Linked DNA regions of Homo sapiens: region 1 is linked to region 2. A link is an interaction called in ENCODE POLR2A ChIA-PET data of the cell type or tissue named here. Cell type or tissue: B cell. All regions are shown on one strand. Each heading gives the region's core, and the rest is flanking DNA. Links, peaks and the distances in the headings are about the cores only.

Region 1 (3,446 bases), core at 375-2,874, 460 kb before region 2:
ATAATCCCGGTCACTTGGGAGGCTGAGGCAGGAGAATATCTTGAACCCAGTAGGCGGAGGTTGTGGTGAGCCAAGATGGCGCCACTACACTCCAGCATGGGCAACGGAGCAAGACTCTGTCTCAAAAAGAAAAAAGAAAGATTGAAAAACTAAAGCTGAGGAGTACTTTACCTTGCCCACAGCCACGGGACAGTGAAGCTACTGGGTCCCAGCATGCCTGGCCCACAGAAGGAGGCACTCGGCAAAAGACCACTATTATTATTACACAGCAAACGGGGCTGAGAATTCAGGGATGCGCTATGTGTGTACAGAGAAAATGAAATTCCAGGAGCTTCTGAGTTTACTACCATCCACCATTTGAAGATCAAGAGAAAAATCAAGCTTTTCCATTAAACAGAGATCCTTCCTTTATTATAAAAATACACTGTGAGTTACCAGGAATAAACGTAAATAAAAAAAATTTGTAAAGTGAAATAAAAAAGGAAAACAACATCAAAATAACCCTTGGAGTTTTGGAAAAAAAGAACCTCCCCTTCCCTGAAGACCTTGCCTCTGTAAGTCCTCAGTGGGGTCCCAAGGTGAGTCTGCTGTGGTCTCTGGCCAAGAAGCTAGGCTAGGACCTGACACTACTGGGATAAGTGGTCAAACAGGTGCCCAGGGGGCCACTCCTGCCTTTCCCTGGACCTGCACACCATCCTAGTCATCCAGGAACACCAAAGTTTCTGCGCTAGGGAGTCTCCAAATACACAACCCCTAAGGCTGATTCAAGAACAAGAACCTAACCCCACTAAGTGCAACAGCCCCTTGCCATCATTACAATCTCACCCCTCATGTGCTCTAATTTTTCTTCGCTGACTCTAGCACCACCCAAGGTTGTACACATCTGCTTACCATCTGTCTCTTCCCCAGAAGAGTGAGCTCCATGAGGTCAGAAGTGTTGTTCTAGCCACCATAATACCCCCAGTGTCCAGGCCAGGGCCCATACACAGCAAGCACTCAAATATTTGTCAAGTCATGAATCAGGGAGTCACCTGATCTTGGCTTTTCAGCAAGGTGTGATTTAGGGAAATGTGCAGAGAGAAAGCGGGAGGCAGCTGGCAGATCCAGACACAACAGCCTGACCACCTTCTTAACTCTGGTACCACTTACCGCAGGGAAGAACAATGACCCCCGAACGTGCACGCCCGTTTCCAAACATCTTTCGCAAGCTCTTCTCCTGATAGGGTCTGAGGACAGCTGTGGGCTTTAGGTCAATGTTGATATCAGGGTTGACAGAATCATTCCGGAAGTCATATTCTGCCAACAGAGGGTACTCCAGGTGGATGCAACGTTTCTGGAGTTCCTCAATCATTTCCTGGAAAGAGGGCACAAAAGGGGTTTTAAAATCTTGTTACTGTGCTCAAAAACATTACATCTTCTAAGAGGTCCAATGGTCAAAAAAGTGGCATTCTATCTAAACTTCTACAAGATTTTAGATCTTGCTCAGTCAACAACCGGGATAAAGCACAGAAAAGCAACCCAGACTAACAACACTTTGAAAATGAAATCTAATCAGCAGGCAAAATTGACCTTCAGGCACCATTTCTCACATCTCCTCAGGAACCTGTGAAGACCAGCCTACCAGCCTGAAAAAGAGGACACTGGGACTTTAACTCCATCAGGAGAAATGATGCCATGGCTCACAGATAATAAAAAGGAGAAAGCAATTCAGGGACCAACAGGGACTCCTTCCTTTCACACAGACTACAGGCAGAGTCGACACATGGCTGGACTAGCTTCTAACAGCAGCTCAGTGAAGGAACCAGGAGGAAGGTACATTCACTAACCTGCTTGACTTCAAAAGACACTGTCTGTGTCTCTTCTTCTTCTTCTTCATCCTTGTCCATTTGCTCATAGAAGTCAAACAGGTCCATGGGGATGTCAGATTTACCCTGTGGATCTGTCACTCGGGAAGTGGAGGGCCCACCACTGCTTTCAGCAGTCTTAGAAATCTGTGAGAGAGGTAGGTGCTGAACGTGCACACAACATTTAATTCTGCTGTTATCAAGCAATGGGTGAAGTTGTAAAGGGTAGAACCAGCAGGGCTGCTAGGTTGTAAGTGCTGGGTTAAAGACACCTGAGAGAACTGAAATCCTAAATGCCTGCCCCCACCCAAGGGTGGCCCAGGAGTCCACATACGGCAGATTTGCTTGTGAAAGTCTCTGTGATGAGCTCAGTGGCCTCCCCTTCAGAGTTTCTTAAGCGGCATTCTCGGATCACGGGGTCCTGGAGAAGATGCTGGATTACATCAGGGTGGCAACTTTCAACGAAGTATCTGCAAGCAGGGGAGGAAGAAGGGGTCTACTGACCAGCAGGTACCTCCTGGAGATTCCACTGCTCATTCAATTAGATGGTCTGGAAATACAAGCCTCATGACTCTCCCCACAACCCTTCGCCAAATCTGTACCATGAGCTGCCGGCCATGATTTAACATATGAGGGTTGTGACTTTGAGGTCAAGTAGGCAGGGGCCTGAGCCCAGCTCCACTGCTAGAGGAAATACAGTGGCCAGTGGATGAGTTTCCAGTCTGGGCCACATCTCTTGTTTCTCTTCTCTTATCTGTGCTTCACAGAAAAGACAGCATAAACATCAGGTCCTTCCCATATCCCTTTATTCCTGCTGGTGCGCAGAAAGTGACAGTGCCTTGGGACAGGCCTGTCATGGAATCTCTTACCTGTTGTGCTTCAAGACCAGCTTGACTTTTCCATAGCTGACAGTACACAACTGCAAATACAGATAACATCCAACAGGTAAATGTGCAGCTAACTCAGAACACATTCATTACTGGTCACATCTTACACCTACCAACCAAGTGAAAAGTTCATTTTACTTTAGGGAAACCCAACTTGCAATCCTAAAGTGGTCAGATGTGCCTAAACTGAGCTTTTTCCATTGGCCTCTGCTTTCTGAGAACAAAATCTTCCTCTTGCCTGGGTAATTCTGATGCATATCCATTAAGTTATAAAACGCTGCTTAAAATCTTGCATTCTGCCTTTCCTCTCTATTCCCACAGCCCCCACCCTAGTCTAGAGAAGACCACACCAGTATTACTACAACTCCACAGAGTATGTGCACAGTAATTGCGGCTTAAATAAAATGCAAAGCCTCTTCACCAATGCTCCTATTTCCCCAAATAGAATGTAAGCATCTTGATGGCAGAGAATACAGCTTAAATCCTCCCAGGTTCCCAACCACCTTTAGGAAGGAATACAGTAGAGGCTGTGTGGCAACAATAAAAATTTGCCACTCAGGCCAGGCACGGTGGCTCACACCTGTAATCCTAGCACTTTGGGAGGCCGAGCCAGGTGGATCACCTGAGGTCAGGAGTTCGAGACCAGCCTGGCCAACATGGTGAAACCCCATCTCTACTAAAAATATAAAAATTAGCCGGGCATGGTGACGGGCGC
Region 2 (3,446 bases), core at 342-2,841:
CCTCATGTCCTTAGACCTTCCCCCCAAAATTATCCAAAGCCCAAATCCTATAATACATTATAACACCCTGTTACTAGGACACCCCATGGTTCCCTGCGGTCTGTGTTCTTTGCTGCAATGAGCAATAAATCCAACCTGCTCTATGACAGGTGTACTCCTAGTGGTCTTTAACTGAAGGGTATTCACACTTGTAAATACTAACAGTGAAATGAAAATAGACTAAATGTTCTAGGCTTAGAAAATGACTCTAAAACTATAATTCACAGGGAGGGCAGCTTTGGATGATGCTGGTGTAAGATTTCTTCAGTTTTGCTTTTAATGTCAAGACCATGGTAAAATGTTTTAAATGGCTCAGGTAAAGTAAAAAGCATTAAAAACTGTTAAAGCAGAGGAGAAGCTTTTACAGCCAAATTGATCAAGAGAATAAGCAGGAGTTAATCAAGGATCATTTCAATTGGCGGCAGCACATCCAAGTATCTGGGTTATGTCTAGATTTAGAGGTACTTTAAACAAGGGATGCAGGAAAATGCTCATCAACAATAAAGCTGAAGCTATAAGGAAAACATGAAAGTGAGTAATATCTTTTTTCCTGAGACAGGGTCTCATTCTGTCACCCAGGCCTGGGTGCAGTGGTGCATGGCTCATTACTGTCTCGATCTCCTGGGCTCAAGTGATCCTCCTAACAGGGCCTCCTAGGTAGCTGAAACTTAAAAAAAAAAAAAAAAAAAAAAGTGCTCACCTTAACTACTGGAATTATCTGGATAGTATGTTAGCTGTGAGAAGAAAATAAAGCAAGATTTTCATATGCACTCTTTTGATGAAAGATTTTTAAAATTTCTATAAGTATTAATCATATCTACAAGTACAAAACCAAAAATGTGGCCGGGCTTGGTGGCTCACGCCTGTAATCCAGTACTTTGGGAGGCCAAGATGGGAAAATCTCTTAGCCTAGGAGTTTGAGATCAGCTTAAGCAACATAGTGACATCTTGTATCTATTAAAAATAAAATAAAGTTAGACAGGCATAGTGGCATGCAACTGCAGTCCCAGCTACTCAGAAAGCTCAGGTGGATCGCATAAGCCCAGGCAGTTGAGGCTCCAGTGAGTTGTGATCGTGCCACTGCACTCCAACCTGGGTGACTGAGTGAAACGGTCTCAATAAAACAAAACAAAATAAATAAAATGATGATGAAGAAACACCATAAGGGCAGGTGTGGTGGCTCGTGTCTGTAATCCCAGCACTTTGGGAGGCTGAGGCAGGTGGATCACCCGAGGTCAGGGGTTTGAGACCAGCCTGGCCAACATGGTGAAACCCCGTCTCTACTAAAAATACAAAAATTAGCTGGGCATGGTGGCAGACACCTGTATTCCCAGCTATTCGGGAGGCTGAGGCAGGAGAATCACTTGAGCCAGGGAGGCGGAGATTGCAGTGAGCTGAGATTGTGCCACTACACTCCAGCCTGGGCAACAGAGTAGGACTCCACCTCAAAAAAAAAAAAAAAAAGAAATGCCATAGTGTTGACTACTTCCTCTTTCAAGACAAGCCCTCAGCAACTGTGCCAAACCTTAACCTTTACAATTATCACAGTCCTCAGTGTTTCTCGTCAGCAAGAACTGAAACTCTCCATCATACTGAGTCTTTCAAATACCTTTCATTTCACAGGCTTTTTTTTTTTTTTGAGACGGAGTCTCACTCTGCCACCCAGGCTGGAGTACAGTGGCCCAATCTCAGCTCACTGCAAGCTCCACCTCTCGGGTTCACACCATTCTCTCACAGGCTGTAATTTCTAATATCTGCTTCTTCTTAAGTCAAAAATGTTATCAGCTTATTTCTCATTGTAGGAGAACAGGCATTTGTGGGGAGGGAGGGACAGGGTCTCATTCTGCCACCCAGGCTTGAGTGCAGTGGCGAAATCTTGGCTCACTGCAGCCTCAGATTTCCCAGGTTCAAGAGATCCTCCTACCTCAGCCTCCCTGGTATCAGGGACCACAGGCACACGCCACCACACCCAGTTAACTTTTTGTATTTGTTTTGTACAAATGGGGTTTTGCCATGTTGCCAAGGCTGGTCTCAAACTCCTGGGCTCAAGTGATCTGCCTGCCTTGGCCTCCCAAAGTGCTGGGATTACTGGCATGAGCCACCGCACCCAGCTGAGAACAGACTTTTTTTGAGTCAAAAATATAAGGGAAGGCCAGGCACAGTAGCTCACACCAGTAATCCCAGCACTTTGGGAGACTGAGGCAGATGAATCACTTGAGGTTAGGAGCTCGAGACCAGCCTGGGCAACATGGTGAAACCCCATCGCTACTTAAAATACAAAAATTAGCCAGGCATGGTGGCACGTGCCTATAATCCCAGCTACCCGAGAGGCTGAGGCACTTGAGAATTGTTTGAACCCGAGAGGCGGAAGTTGCAGTGAGTCGAGATTGTAATCATTGCACTCCAGCCTGGGCAACAAGAGTGAAACTCCATCTTAAAAAAAAAAAAAAAAAAAAAAAAAAAATATATATATATATATATATATATATATATATATATGTATGTATGCATACATATATATGTATGCATACATATATATGTATACATACATATATATACACATATATATACACACATATGGAAAAAACTATCTTTAAAACAGCTAATTTTATTTCTTTCAGAGGTTAAAATGTAAAAATAAATAAAACAGCTAATTCAAAAACTGAAGGTATTTTACAGTAATTGATTTAATGATTCACCTGCTAGAATTTAAAAAACTACACAAAATGTCTAGTGAATACTCTTGATAAATTTTTGTTTTAATAAACATTTCCACCCAGAAGACCCTTGGGAACTTACATTTGCATGGCACATTAAAACCTAAAAACTGTAAAACTAAAAATGTTCTAAAAAATCAGATTGATGGCAAGGCACGGTGGCTCATGCCTATAATCTCAGTACTTTGGAAGGCAGAGGCGGGAGGATCACTTGAGCCCAGGAGTTCAAGACCAGCCTAGGCAACATGGTGAAACCCTATCTCTACTAAAAATACAAAAGTTAGCCACACATGGTGGCATGCACCTGTAGCCCCAGCTTCTCAGGAGGCTGACGTGGGAGGATCACTTGAGCCTGGCAGGTGGAGGCTGCGGTAAGCCAAGATCATGCCACTGCACTCCAGCCTGAGTGACAGAGCAAGACCTTATCTCAAAATAATAATAATAATAATAATAATAATAATAATAATAATATTGATATTTAGAGTGAAGATGCTCTATTTAAAAAAAAAAAAAAACAGGTTGGGCAGGAGGATGGCTTAGGGCCAGGAGTTTGAGGTTATGGTGAGCTATGATCATGCCAGTGTACTCCAACCTGGGCAACAGAGCGAAATCCTGTCTCTGAAAAATAATAATAAATTTTAAAATCAGAATACACTTAAAAAAGATACAAATGGAATAATTTGCATAGAT

The links. Peaks named below come from ENCODE experiments on the same cell type or tissue, not always from the same donor. Only the 100,000 strongest peaks of a DNase experiment are listed, where the experiment ranks them.
Region 1: POLR2A ChIA-PET joins it to region 2 with 5 read pairs; 2 of 35 experiments call an interaction of 5 or more read pairs at or near these places.

The regions. Positions count from the first base shown.
Region 1 is chr2:127,287,511-127,290,956 of GRCh38, forward strand. ERCC3 (ERCC excision repair 3, TFIIH core complex helicase subunit) reads right to left here. Exons shown (of 15, transcript NM_000122.2): 4 at 2,714-2,763; 5 at 2,179-2,314; 6 at 1,827-1,991; 7 at 1,150-1,354. Among named protein-coding and RNA genes, the nearest start is that of ERCC3, 4.9 kb to the right of the region's middle. In B cell, for the core only: no CTCF peak of the experiment used is centred there; no DNase peak of the experiment used is centred there.
Region 2 is chr2:127,748,176-127,751,621 of GRCh38, forward strand. All of the region lies in intron 7 of WDR33 (WD repeat domain 33), which reads right to left. Among named protein-coding and RNA genes, the nearest start is that of SFT2D3, 48 kb to the left of the region's middle. In B cell, for the core only: no CTCF peak of the experiment used is centred there; a DNase peak (open chromatin) is centred at 1,586; H3K4me3 peaks cover 427 bases; H3K27ac peaks cover 1,478 bases.